4 separate regions of the Homo sapiens genome follow, and all the other regions are linked to region 4. Evidence: chromatin contacts called from ENCODE Hi-C or POLR2A ChIA-PET data. All regions are on one chromosome and are shown on one strand. Each heading gives the region's core, a stretch centred on a gene start or an enhancer-like site at or near the end of the contact. The rest is flanking DNA. Distances are from core to core; before and after follow the strand shown. Region 1 has its middle 21 kb from the start of ARL14EP. Region 2 holds the start of METTL15 (methyltransferase 15, mitochondrial 12S rRNA N4-cytidine). Region 3 has its middle 120 kb from the start of MIR610. Region 4 has its middle 260 kb from the start of LINC02755.

Region 1 (3,376 bases), core at 185-2,684, 1.0 Mb before region 4:
GCATACACATGCATGTGTCGTGTCTTTATGGTAGAACAATGATACAAAGGCTTTTTAAGAGTTAGGACAAAAGTACAATTCGATTATGTATCCAAACACACAATAAATAGCTGTTGTTGTCACTAAGTGTACACCTTCTTCACTGTGACTTCTCAGAACGAAAACAGAAAGACATGTTAGAATTGGCTGAGAAACATATTCCATCCATGTTTATGGAGCTGGCTGAGTGGTGGGCATGGAAGTGGGCAAAATCTTTACTTCCAGGACACACCTTAAGTAACCAAACTGCAATAATACCTAAGTCATCAGAATCACATAGCTTCAATGAATCCTGAACAGAAAGAATTTCACATGTATAAGATGAATGGTCAAAGAAGAATAGAAAAATATCCACCAGCATTGGAACTTTGGCGTCAAACAATCTATTTAGATTCCCTTCTCTTCCACTGATAAACTATGTGACCCTAGGCAAGTTATCTAAATTCTTTAGCTCTCAGTTTCCTCATCTGTGAAATGATAAAAATAGCCACTTATTAGGAAAGGTGGAATAAAGAAATGTGGTAATATCTGCTAGGGTCTGAATGTTTGTTCCCCCAAAATTCATATATTGAAATCCTCACGCCAACAGTGATGGTATTAGGAGGTGGGGTCTTTGGGAGATGATTAGCTTATGGTGACAGAGCCTTCATGAATGGGATTAGTGCCTTTATAAAAGAGGCTCCCGAAAGATCTCCTGCCCCTCCCACTGTGAGAGGTTTATAGCAAAGAGACATTGTTTATGAACCAGGAAGTGCCCTCACTAGACACTGAATTTGGTGGCATCTTGATCTTGGACTTCCCAGCCTCCAGAGCTGTGGGGAACAAATTCCTGTGGATTGTATGCTATCCAGTCTATGACATTTCATTATAGCAGCCTAAAAGGACTAACATATAAAGTATAAAAACAATTTCATTTTCTAAAGTGTCCTACTTTATTTTCACCCAAATTTTGGCTAATAGCCAAGGTTTAGCAAACCAAATTATTTCTCTAAATTTATCCAATTTTAGAACTGTGTATTTTTTCAAGAAAGTCGATATCACCATAAAGATGTTTTGAAGCAGGAACCTCAGAAATAGGTGAACCTATGAACGTCTAACCAAATATACTCTATATTTTTATGTAATTTCAACTGAAAAAAAGTTAAAAAATGTCAATACACTAAAATATCAAAAAAGATGAAAGCATTTAAATATCCCTGTATCACAAATGATTAAGAATATCCAGCTTTATAAAATACACTGTCAAGTATCAGAAAGTCATTATGCATTTGATTTTTTTTTTGGCATCATTATTTCTGGAAATGACATATAGAAAATGTTGAGGTGTGTGCTGAGTTCCCTTTTGTTTGGCAGGAACCAGTTTCACCTTCCCCTCTTTCACACCACAGAACTGAGAGTCCTGTAAGGGTAAAAGGGAAGAAGAACAGGAGCTGTTGATGCTTTAACTTCATTTTGCTAGCAGTGTTATAAACCACAAATTTAAGTCAATGATATGCCTTTAACTGCCTGACAAGTTATTTAATTCAGATACAGCTATTAAAAATTTATATTCATTTGACCTAGGATTGAGTTCTAGCTATGAAACATAGGATGACAGAGAAAATTATCCAAGTATTCTCTGTTTAGCTTATGAACAACAGAAATTTAATTCTTACAGTTCTGGAGGGTGAGAAGTCCAAGTTCCAATTTTCAAACATGCTAAGCACTTTAAAAGCAAGTAACACCAATACAAATACCCTAAATTGGTAACTTAATTACAAGTGCCTTATTGTTATTACAGAATGTCAGACCCTCATGGTAAATTACCATAGGCCATGCTACATTTGTCTAAAGGAGGTTAAGGTCCATGAGAATGGTATGAGAAGATTTTGCAGGGCAGGATTGAAGATGTGGGGGTAAGTCACAGCTGTTTGCTCTCCTTAAAAGATATAAAAGTTCCTGGCCGGGTGCAGTGGCTCACGCCTATAATCCCAGCACTATGGGAGGCTGAGGTGGGCAGATCACAAGGTCAGGAGATCGAGATCATCCTGGTTAACACGGTGAAACCCTGTCTCTACTAAAAATACAAAAATTAGCCGGGCGTGGTGCTGGGCGCCTGTAGTCCCAGCTACTTGGGAGGCTGAGGCAGGAGAATGGTGTGAACCCGGGAGGCGGAGCTTGCAGTGAGCCGAGATCGCACCACTGCACTCCAGCCTGGGCGACAGAGCGAGACTGTCTCAAAAAAAAAAAAAAAAAAAAAAAAAGAAGATAAAAGTTCCCAAGGGCATGAGTTTCAAACAGGCCATTCTACCCTTGATCTTTTATCCTCAAATGAGTAGAGCTAACTTTCCATCTAGTCATTACCTTGTATTCACTTAATGGTCAATCGTGCAAAAAGACAAAATTATTGACTCACATAACTGAAAATTCCAGGTTTGACTTCAGACATAACTGGATCGAGATACCCAAATTCTATCTATCTTGGTCTCTGGCTTCCACTTTCACGTATGTTGTTTACATTCTAAGGCAGATTCTCACTTAGTGCCAAGATTAGCCACCAGTAGGCCTGGTCTTAAACCTGTAAACTTAGCAACCCTCATTGAAAAAAAGCATCACTTCTTCTCTAGTCTCAGTAAGCCTGAAGTTGATTGGCTTTGATTGACCTGGCTAGTCATACATCCACCCTTCTAACATTCATTAAGGCTAGTGAGATGCTACATTCTCAAAGGCCAGGACTTGTGATAAACCCACCCTACAACCACAAAGTAAGGCCAACTGTATCTGAACCACATGGGCTGACTACAAGGGTGGTTTCTCAAAGGCCAACTGCAGAGTGCTAATTCCAGAAGGGGAAGTGATACTGGGCATGCAAAACACTACCAGACTTTAACTGACGTGGAAACAAAAATAAAAACAAAAACCCAAAGCAGATTCAAGAATTTTCCAAGCAGTGACCAAATGGACTTGATAATATGAACAAGAGAAAGGAGTAAAAAATGACTGACTATATATTTTATTGACTCATCTAAGGCCAGATACAGCAAACAATCTAATAGTTTATAATTTATTTGATTTTTAGAGCCAGGACCTGAGAACCAAGTTGAAATAGAAACAAATTAGGTTACTGTATTAGTCAGGGTTTTCCAGAGAAAGGGAACCAACTGGATGTGTCTGCCTGCCTGCCTGTCAATTGATATATTGATCTATCCATCCATCCACCCATACACCCATCCACCCATCCACCCATCCATCCATCCATCCATCCATCCATCCACCCACCCATCAAGAGGTGTAAGGAGCCTCTCAACATGGGTTGTCGGTATGTCACACAGTGTGAGGCTTTGTTTGCCAAGAATTT
Region 2 (3,621 bases), core at 406-2,905, 1.2 Mb after region 4:
TTGGTTTACAATGAAAGTATATTAAACTTGTATTCTGATAACACAGCAGTTATACTCCAATTTTTAACTAAAAGTGGGAATTTCTGTCTCATTAGCTCTATGTTTAGAAACTACAAGGAGCAAGGTGGCACAGTAGTGGGATTGATTGTAATGTCAAAATCTCTCTGCTTTAACCAAATGTACAATTCCTTTAAAATATGGACCTCATCATCTGAACACTGTTAAATGGCAAGTGTAACACTGAATTTGAAATCTAAAGTACTTGGATTAGGTGTGAAAACATCTGTGGCACTGATAAACCTTATACAATGTGGGTGTCAAAAAAGACAAACTTTAAAACACTTCTATTCTTCACCAATGATCCATGCAATTTTACAAGCAACTGGCAAAATATGCATATTTTCAGACTGGATTAAGATATTCTCTTAATGTCACTTAATCCAGAAAGTATTTCAGAGACAAATGACTCAATTCTGAATTGCCTTGCCTGTATAGTTCAAGACAAAATTTTGTGTTAGGAATTTTCTGAAAACTTCAGTTTTCTCTCAGAAAAATGAAAATAATATTACCTACGTCTCATGGGCTGTTTTGAGAATTAACTGAGAGACCATATGTAAAGGGACTAATAAAATACCTGGGAAGTCAAAACGTAAAGTACTATACAATGAGTTCTTACTGGAAATAAAGACATCTCGATTTTATTACCAAGACCAGCAGCACACAAATAACCATTTCATTAGCTAAGATACACGTAATACAGCCAAAAATAAGTAGTAGCTTTATTGATCCTCTGTCTAGTGATCAGAAACAATAATATAACATGCATCACATACAGTACACAATACTCCCGATTTTCCTCAACAGGAAATAAATGTCCATAATACAGAGGTTTCCATATATTGTTGCATTTATAATACTCTGCATGGGTATGAGTCATCCTATTTATAAAGTGATATTGAATCCACAAAATATAAGCTCCAAGAGGGAAGAGTTTGATTCCATTGCATACTATTGTGTCTAAAATCTAAATAATTGCTAAATGGATACAATAACAGTAATATATAGAACAATGAAATTCAGATACTGTTATTAAAAACACCCTGCCAAATAAAGTTATTTTAGCAAACGTATTTCCGATTTGTTCCAGGTATTTTCTCTCTTTTTAAAGTGTCTATGCTGAAATAATATCTATAACCTGGGACTTAAAAAAAATCACTTCACCTAATAATAAACCAAGCCAAAATCTTTAAATTTATTTTGTTATGCCATCATTAGACAGAGAATGTAAAAAGTAACCAAACAGAAAATAGTTTCACGGTCAGTACTAATGGGAGTAGGCCTGGAAGTCCTGAGAAATGAAGCCTGAGGCCTCAACCCAAAAGATCTCCAATTAATTCAGGTGAAGAGACCCCACATTTTGGCCCATATTAATGTGTCTGGAAGAAACAGGTCCCTACAACTTCTTGGAGGCCTCACTACTCAGAGAAAAGAAAATAAACACCCAGAACCCATTAATCCACACCCAAACTCCACCTCTCCCCCTAGCAGAGGGCATAGGCCAACCCCTGCCCGCAGCAGTCTCACTCACACCCTTAACTCTGGGACCGGGCCCTGCACCCGCCGGTCTACAGGAGGCCTGGTGATCTCAAGTGGCTGCCTCCCACCAGCAGCTCCGGCCTAGCCCCGCCCACTTTGGCCACCGCCTCCGGAAACGGCCGCGCGCGTTGCCACGGTGACGAGCAAGCAAAGAGCTTCCCCTGCGCAGCCAGGCTGAGCTTCTTGGCGCCAAGCTGCCGCGAGCCGTGACAGCGTCCGACGTGATGACATCACGCGAGCGGCAGCCAATGAAACGAAGCGCTGAGGAAAGTGGCTTGGGTTTGAATATTGTGGTTGAGTCTGAAGCGCTGGGAGGCGGACATTAAAGTGAAGTGGTTGCGGTAACCTGGCCTGGGCCTGAAGTGAGTGAGAGGCACATGAAGGTAAAACTGGACTCTGGGACGCTCCTTTTGGTGACTTGTATTATTGGGAACGGAGGGTCCTGCCGCTTCAGGTCTAGAAGACCAGGTGGGCTTCTTGACAAACACAGAAGCGTTGAGGGGTGGGGGATCAGGGTACCTGGGGAGAAAGTGAAAGGAAAAAGGGATTCGAGAACCTGCTAAGAGCACAGCTCTGCTTGACCGTAATCCTCGACTGCTCAGCTGGAAGGGCAGGGATCTCCTTAAGTCCTGAGAGGAAGTCTTAAGTTTTAAAGGGCATCTTGGCCCCTTTCCCAGACTGGCAGAGAACTTTAACTGCCCAGCACCTTGTAGTGTCAGCTTTTTTCCGGACTCCAAATTGGGAGTGTTTTGTTTCAGACTCACATATAAGCGTACCCAGGGGCTTACCTATCAAACGAGGAGCTTTTGTTCATCACTGCATAAAATTTTTGTCTGAAGAGCTTTAACTGTTAGTCTTGCACTGGTCAATCGGGAACCCCTCCTGAGCCCCAGTTGTAGGTAGCATCGAGATAAAAGCCGCTCTGACTGCCTAACGGGATTGCCGAGGATCAGATGAGGTACGGAAGAGATACTGTTTGGCAAATGCTCTGCAGATGAAATTAAACTGTAAACATTTAGAATCAGTCCTATAGTCTGTTCTTGGTTTCCGCAGGACTTTTTTTTTTTTTTAGGAGCTCATTAGTCACTCAGTTACAGAGAAGCCAAGACTGACTGCTGTTTATTATATGAGAAGAGAGTATTTGACCAGAATGAACTGATTTTGTGGTATAATATATAGTTTAGATTATGGATAATTAGGTAGAAATTTAGGCACTCTACAGATTTTAATTTTTAGTGTCATTCCACCACGTCTAGCCTCCTGTTTCGTTTTTGTAAGGTTTTTATAAACTTTGATGCTAGAGAATGTGATATCCAATGACTAGATAGTGCTTCTTATTAAGTTCATAGTTTGTAAGAACTATTTCAATAAACAAAGATTATCTACAAAGCACAATCACAAAGAAAAAAACTTAAAAGATTATCTGCCTTTAATAGTAGTAATTAATCTCCTTTTCTATTATTTATTCATTTATTTGAGACAGAGTCTCGCTCTGTGGTCCAAGCTGGAGTGCAGTGACGTGATCGCTGCTCACTGCAACCTCCACCTCCCAGGTTCAAGCAATTCTCGTGCCTCAGCCTCCCGAGTAGCTGGGATTACAGGCGTTTGCCACCACACTCGGCTAATTTTTGTATCTTTGGTAGAGACGGGGATTCACTGTGTTGGCCAGGCTGGTCTCGAACTCCTGACCTCAAGCCATCTGCCCGCCTCGGCCTCCTAAAGTGCAGGAATTACAGGTGTGAGGCAGGGCACCCAGCCCTTCCTCTTCTACTATTGAAAAGTATTTACAAATACATAATATTTTTATATTGAAAGTGCATCTTGTCCCATCATAGAAATACCCCAAATCAATTAAGAGACACGATAAAAATGATTTTTTTTTTTTTTTTTTTTTTGCTGACAACTGTGAAAACTAAGAGGAAAAAAAATAGCTCAGCTGTCAGTGCCGGCCTTCCCTCCAGTTGAACCTTTTATTCTTCCCTGATGGTTGTAAGTTGGTGGGAGTAGTGCCCCCAAGACTGATAT
Region 3 (3,338 bases), core at 5-2,504, 1.4 Mb after region 4:
TGTGTGATATATTATTAAGAAAAAACCTTGCAGAACAGTATGTATAATACACTTCCATTAAAAATTATGTTGGCATAATTATGCATGCCAACAAAAATTATGCATGGCATAAGCATAGAAAAATTGGACGGCTCTACACCTAACAGTAACAATTATTGTAGAGTGCTTACAAGGCACTATCATCTCATATATGTCTATGGTGCTTGAGTGTTTATGGTAAGACTGTGTTACACATGTCATCGTGAGACATTTATAAAGAGTCTATCATCAATCTATCCATCTACTTACCTATCTACCTACTTACCTACCTACCTATTGCTGCAACCATCCGTCTCTGTGAAAGAACACCAAATTGGATTTCAGATTTAAGTCCTCGTTGGGCTTTCAACTAATAGGGCTACAGGAAAGCAATGTGATGGTTAAGAACTTGATCTCTAGATTCAGAAAGACTTGGGTTCCAAACCTGACTTCATTACTTATATTAGTGACATGACTTAATTCTCCTTATTTCACTAAGTGTTTGTTTTCTCATTTGCAAAGGAGGATAAAAATACCTACCTCACCTTCCAAAAGCCTGTAACCCCAGTCCAATCATGGAGAAGAAGATCAGACAAATTCCAATAAAGTGGCATTCTAAAAAAATACCTAATTGGAGCTCTTCAAAACTGTCAAGGTTATCAAAAACAAGGAAAGTCTGAGAAACTGTCACAGAAGAGCTTAGGTAAACATGACAACTAAATGTAATGTGGTAACCTGGATGAGCTCCTGACATAGAAAAAGGACATTAGGTAAAAGCTAAGGAAATCATTGGAATGAAGCATGAACTTTAGTTAATAATAAGGTAACAATAGTGGTTCATATATTATAATAAAAGTACTACACCAATGTGAACTATTAATAATAAGATAAACTGGTTATGGAGTATATGGAAACTTTCTGCACTATCTTCTCCATTTCTCTGTAAATATAAATCTGTTTAAAAACATAAAAAAGACAATTTCCTAGAATTGCCATGGGGCTTAATCAATACAAATGTTACAAATTAGTACCTTGAAGGCACAGAATGGGGGCCTAATAAACAGTAGCGATTACTATTATAATCTCATGTCTCTGTTTTCCTCATTTCCTATCTCTAGCCCATGGGGATTGGACTCAACACGCTGTAAGATCTCTTCCAGCTCGAAGATTCTGGGCCTCTGTAGCTTAAATTCCTGAGGCATGATTCGCTGAATGTGAGTCATATTCACCATCCTTCCGGCTTCTGTGGATTTGTCTCAGTGATGCCGTACCTTGCTATTTACTTTCTTCATTCTCTGGCTGTATGAGGGACTTACAATCATTCCGCAGTTTCTTTCATAAAATGATTGAGACTCAGAATGACTAGCCACACACATTCCCCACAAAAGACCTCCAAGAGTTTCCAACCAGATCCAGATTCTGACATCAGAGGGGCTTCTACTGTCCCTACCACAAGCGTCTGTGTATCTATGACTGTGATAAGGCCCCAGAGAGGACAGAGAGAGAGAGAGGGAAAGGGCCACCAAAAAGTGTTCCAAGAAAGAAAGAACTCCCCCTTCTCCTCTAACTAAACCCAGTATCCTCAGGCAGGGTTCCTATCTGTGTGTTTTAGGACTGCTTCACATCCCATCAGCTCTCTTGGAACCTAATCGTTTGCAGGGCCCCATCAGCTCTATCCAAGCAGAGAAATTACGCGCAAGCTGAAGTGTGCATGCTCTTCTGTGTGGCCCCAGAATGACTTGAGTCTACTGAATGGAATTTCATACATGTGTTGGGTGAGGTGATTTATTATAGGCGGTAATGGAAATTAATTTCACTTTGAACCCTGTGGCACCAGAAAATGCCTAAGTGCTGAGCCATTTTCTTTAAGTAGGCCGTAAAGCTGCTACTTGCTTCTGACTGGGCAGCGAAGTGGCGATGATCACTTGTAAAACAATGAGCTTGAATAGGAGGTTAATGGGCCCTGGCCGACCTCGTGCAGCCTGCAGTGCTCATCCTACCAGCCCCTGCAGTCACGGGACTCAGTCTTCCTGGCGCCACAGAAAACAGAGATGCTGGAGCAGTATTTGTATGCTAAAGCAGAGCCAAAGAAGGGGAGAGGGAAACATTCCTGGGGAGCCAATGACCGTGCTTTGACCATGAGTGTTTGGCTGAAAGTGGTGGCCTTGTCCCTAGAAGTTCCCTTAGTAGGAAGCAGAATGGCTCAGAGCTATAAATGGGCCTGAGGAGATCCTGTTTCTAAAGACGGCCTCAGTAAAGGCTCTTACTGCTTAATTTGAGATACAGAGTATTTTCCAAGACAGCTTCTGGATTCTAAGGCTTGCCATCATGGTCTTCTGATTTAAAGTTTTATAAAGGCATTTTAGTCACTATTGAAGGGCACAAAATTCAGGGACCGTTCTAAGGCCTCCAGTGAAGCCATTCCACAGAACTTGTTGTTACACCACAATTACAAATTTAGGTAGAAGATCCTTCAGGGAGACGATCCTTCTGGGAGATGGGGCTCCTCTTGTAATTCATACAAAAGCCACACATGTGCTCACAATATTGAAGGAGCTATTGCTGTGTAACGTCATGTATTAATATAAATACATATATGTAAAAATTAGTTATTGCTTATTTCCTCATTAGAATTTTTTGTTTAATACCATATTAGATTTGTTTGCTACTATAGAACTTAGATGGCTGGCACATAATAGACCTTCAATACATTTTTTTTAAATGAATGAACTATAGAAAGTATTTTAGTGACTATAAAAATGGACAGGGCACTGAACGGGTCTTTAAATAATTTCCAACTTATTAGAGAAAGGAAGCATTCATTTTATTTATTCATTTATTAATTTTTTCAACAAATACTTAATGCATGTTATACTAAGTACCAGGTGATATTCTGGGATTTAGACAATGAATGAGATCCATTCTGGGTTCCACCTAATGACTACTAAATTGGATTATCCAGCTGTAAGTCTCAGGAATCAGTATTTTCTAAATATCCCCAACCCCCAACAAACAATTATATAGAACAGCTGGTTTGAGGAGTCTCAACCCAATATCACATAGGACTGTCAGAGGTGTTTAAACCAGAGCAACTCCATCTTGAATAGAAGCTGAGTAAAGCAAGGCAAAGACCTACAGGACTGAATTCCCAAATGGTTAGGCATTCTAAGTCACAGGATGAGATAGGAAGTTGACACAAGATACAGATCATAAAGACCTTGCTGACAAAAGAAGTTGCAGTAAAGAAGCCATCTAAAACCCACCAAAAGCAAAATGGTAATGAGAGTGACCTCTGGTCATCCTCACTGCTACACTCCCAC
Region 4 (3,522 bases), core at 907-3,406:
GACAAGGTAAAAGTGGACGTACAGTTCTCAGTGGTTTTATTTTATTCTGAAACTTTCCTATACTTTGTTGGTAGATCAGTAACAAAGGTGTACCTATCCTTAATCGAATTAGTCTGTTCGTTCTGATTGTCAAAGTGGGTCTTATCTCCTATGGGAAAACCGTAGAACTATTTATCTTTGATTCTTATCTCCCAGAAAGAAAAACAAATCTCTTCAGCCTGAAGCGGATTGATTCTAGACTTATATTACAAGGAAAGTCCAGTACTAAGAGATATAGAACTTTCCACTTTTCTGTTTTTGAGTAGTAGTTTAGATTCAAGAACTCATTTGGAGATGAAACAAAGAAATATCTAAATTAGGAAAATATTCATAGGGTTACATATTCCCATAGGTAAATTGATAAAAGCCATGACTTAGAACATCTGCAAGTTGGTGAAAATTCCTAACCTGCCTTCTCTCTGCTATATATCAACCATCTTTGAGCTATTGAAGGGGAGAATTCTGAATTAAAGGATATAGTTCAAAAGTGTTACTCAATAAATATTTGTAATTGTTTGTGATAAGTGATACATTAGTTATCAATGCCATTATCTGTTTTGTAATTGTGGAAGGGGTTGGTGGGAAGCATGACGGTGGTCCTGGGAACAGTGACAACAGCCAGGGCAATGGGGACGTGAATGTCATGCTGCTAGAAGTGCTGAAAAATGTAGCTGTGCACAGACGCTCCTCATGGAGTATGGGTGTTTTACACCATTCCCAATATCTCATGGACTGGTATTACAAAACAAATTCTGTAATCAAGAGTTATCTGGAAAAGAACAATGCACACTCTTTTATTCATATTATAACTACACTGCACCGAACCCAGTGGAATATATCAGTGAGGGGCAAACCAATAATTTTGTAGAAAATAGTAATTTGAGGCTGGAATGGAACAATCTGGATGATGAACAGAAACTTCTGAGCATCTGGTGACCATGTAAGAGGGAGCTAAAGAGTCAGCAATGATAGTAATACCCGCTTTGGTTTTCAACATGCTCTATGCTGGCTCCCAGTTTCTGCTGAGGTGGTGCCGGTATCTGCTATGGAAATTTATGAGGAAAGACAGAAGAGGTGCTGTTCTCTCACCTTCACATTAATCAAAGGAGCTCTATTTTTACCTGTCTTATACATTGAGTTTCTATGAAGGATCTCATTTGAAGAACCAGATCTATTCTAAAAAATAAAAGATTACCTGCCATAAAACCCTATTGCTCATTGAGAAGGCCAGAAAGAGTGTTTCGGCTTTGTCTTTGAGTCAGTAAAACAATAAAAGGTGAACATCCATGCCTTAATTTTCCACAGCAATAGCTTACAAAGTGCAGTCCCTCAGCCAACAACAGTATCAGTATCTCCTTGGAAGTTTTTATAAATGCAAATTCTTGAACATTACTCCAGACCTATCTAAAGCAGAAACTCCAATAAAGCCCAGCAATCTGCATTTTAACAGGTTTTTAGTTGATTCTGATGCATGTTCAAGTTTGAGAACAAGTGTCCTAGAGCTTAATTTAGTTTACCAAGTAAAAGAAATGAGGTGGTATGAATAGAAAGTCACTGTCAGTGCAGTAGTGCACTTTCTAAGGAAAACCTCTTCCAAGTATTATATCTTAGCTCCAGTCTAAATCATCATAGAGAGAATTGGTTTTCAGTTTTAGAGAAAGGAAAAAATGCCTCCAGTTCTTCTATTCCTCCAGCCCCATAAATATCAGTCAAAATAAAGCACTAGCTTAACAACTTAAAACCATTGAATAACGCTTTGAAACTCTATCTCGGCCCCAAGCTGCTTATTTGAAAATAGGTGGAGCTAATTAAGAGACAATGGTAAAGTCACTGACATGTTACAATTTGCAGTGGTTAAACGCAGTCTTGTATTTTGTTTCTAACAGATTCATTAAAATAACTGTTGCTCATAAATTCCACTCCAACTAGGTCACCAGGTGATGCACATGTAGGAACAGTGCTAGAAGAAACTGCAGTCACAGGGAATGAGGCAGGATCATAGGTTGTCAGTTTCCTTCCCAGAACCAGGGCATTTGCCATATCAGTTACCTTCCTGAAATCATGACCCATGTGGGTGAGACTATGCTAGATTACACTGGAGTTACATTTGGACTTTTCGTCAATTCTCAACCCTGGCTCTTCTCATTTCAATGATGTTATGCCACTAGATGGCTCCAGAGTGTCTACCTGCACATGAAAGTCCAGAGATTTGAAAATTTGAGTGCACTTTGTAAGCTTTCCGCAGCCATGGTCCTCTGCAATTGAATTCCACTCAACCAGAGGTGATGTCTCATTTTCTCTCCTCCGTCTTTCAAGAGTGATGGTGTCAACAGAAAACATGAATGCCGCAGACCAATAAAGCACGTGTCTTCTCCACATTCCAAACTTTAAAGTCTAGCTTTGAGCAGATGATATATGAATGCTGAAAGTGGGAATAAACATTCTGTTTTATAGCATTTCATAACTTAGGTGGTTGTGGGTTATTAGAAAATGTAACAGAACAAAATGGACCAAAGATTTCCCATGCTCAAGCCTTGCTTAATCAGAGAAGCTAAGAGGTAAGTTATTAAGCCTGACCTGCCTTTTTTATATTCTGTTCTGGTGGTGTTGGTTAGTGTGGAAACTCAATTTTTGTTTGTTTTAGTTTTTCTAAGTGTAAAAGTTGGTTTTTTTTTTTTTTTAAGTTTGTGATATGAACTCAGTTTCTTCTAGGCTTAGCTTTCATTTCTAAATTAATCCAATTTGACGACAGCTTCTAAAATGAGCAATCACGCTTACCAAACTCTCCCATTGTGATAATGAATTGTTTCTGGGATGGATACTTGAAGTAAGTGGAAAGCAACCATAGACTGAAATTACCCATCCAGAGGCCTGAGAGAACATGGATCAGGAGACAAAAAGCCTGAATCCAGAAGGAAGAAGGCTCTAGGGTTGAAAAGGCACCCCGTGTCAAAGTAGGAGCTTCACTTTGGCAAACCAAAGCCATAAAGAATTTGAAGTTTGGGGATACTAATTTTATGAATAAGCAGAGGAATTCAGTCTGCAGAAAGAAGAATGGGATGTGTACAAAGAAAATATCATATGCGAGAAAAAAATTTAGACTCAGAAAGATACACAGTATAGGTATCTGAAAAGCTTCCAGTTCCTACGTGCACTGCTTATACTTCCTTCAACCAAATGCCACATGTGGTTTTCTGAGACTTTACAGCCACTCTTTCCCCAACTTTTTACATTTTCCTTGAGCTGACTGTCAAAGATTCCCGAACAGTCCTTTGTTCTCAATGAACTAAAATTTAGAAAGCATATTTTATTGTGAGTCAACTCAAAATACTAAATTCCTTATAGTTGAGTTTATGAAATAGGGGAAACTGTCTCTGTATCTTTGGTCCCGATAGTTTTTTGGTTCTTTGTCACCACTATCTCCTGACAGAATGATGGTATTGGCCTCTGACCTGGTTCTTTGCTACTCTCCACCCTCCCATA

Evidence for each region. Hi-C counts contacts between places; a loop is a spot of excess contacts on that map. ChIA-PET counts read pairs that join two places held with the same protein, here RNA polymerase II (POLR2A). Pooled maps may share reads with other maps.
Region 1: POLR2A ChIA-PET joins it to region 4 with 10 read pairs in GM12878. The contact joins two enhancer-like sites. A Hi-C loop is called at or near these places in 1 of 37 single-sample maps with no recorded cell type and 3 of 50 pooled maps. POLR2A ChIA-PET finds 5 or more read pairs at or near these places in 1 of 52 experiments (GM12878).
Region 2: a map of IMR-90 shows a loop between it and region 4 (3-fold over the local background). The contact joins the promoter of METTL15 here to the enhancer-like site in region 4. A Hi-C loop is called at or near these places in 10 of 168 maps with a recorded cell type or tissue (A673, Calu3, GM12878 and 6 more), 10 of 37 single-sample maps with no recorded cell type and 12 of 50 pooled maps. POLR2A ChIA-PET finds 5 or more read pairs at or near these places in 1 of 52 experiments (AG04450).
Region 3: a map of IMR-90 shows a loop between it and region 4 (4-fold over the local background). The contact joins two enhancer-like sites. A Hi-C loop is called at or near these places in 2 of 168 maps with a recorded cell type or tissue (both IMR-90) and 1 of 50 pooled maps. POLR2A ChIA-PET finds 5 or more read pairs at or near these places in 1 of 52 experiments (AG04449).

Annotation. Positions count from the first base shown.
Region 1 is chr11:30,342,314-30,345,689 of GRCh38, reverse strand. No RefSeq gene overlaps it. Among named protein-coding and RNA genes, the nearest start is that of ARL14EP, 21 kb to the right of the region's middle. RefSeq lists a silencer at 2,673-2,722. Within about 2 kb of position 1,434, at least 3 of the 41 ENCODE cell types and tissues checked have a DNase peak (open chromatin) inside an H3K27ac peak, as active enhancers do.
Region 2 is chr11:28,106,422-28,110,042 of GRCh38, reverse strand. METTL15 (methyltransferase 15, mitochondrial 12S rRNA N4-cytidine) reads right to left here and starts at 1,655. Exons shown (of 7, transcript NM_001113528.2): 1 at 1,591-1,655. It overlaps KIF18A (kinesin family member 18A), which reads left to right and starts at 1,887. Exons shown (of 17, transcript NM_031217.4): 1 at 1,887-1,979. RefSeq lists enhancers at 1-114, 1,360-1,439, 1,626-2,149, 2,350-2,609, 2,150-2,674.
Region 3 is chr11:27,932,872-27,936,209 of GRCh38, reverse strand. No RefSeq gene overlaps it. Among named protein-coding and RNA genes, the nearest start is that of MIR610, 120 kb to the left of the region's middle. RefSeq lists enhancers at 937-2,136, 1,811-2,312 and a silencer at 1,894-2,188. Within about 2 kb of position 1,254, at least 7 of the 41 ENCODE cell types and tissues checked have a DNase peak (open chromatin) inside an H3K27ac peak, as active enhancers do; they include IMR-90, where a contact is called at or near this core.
Region 4 is chr11:29,327,830-29,331,351 of GRCh38, reverse strand. No RefSeq gene overlaps it. Among named protein-coding and RNA genes, the nearest start is that of LINC02755, 260 kb to the left of the region's middle. Within about 2 kb of position 2,156, at least 2 of the 41 ENCODE cell types and tissues checked have a DNase peak (open chromatin) inside an H3K27ac peak, as active enhancers do; they include IMR-90, where a contact is called at or near this core.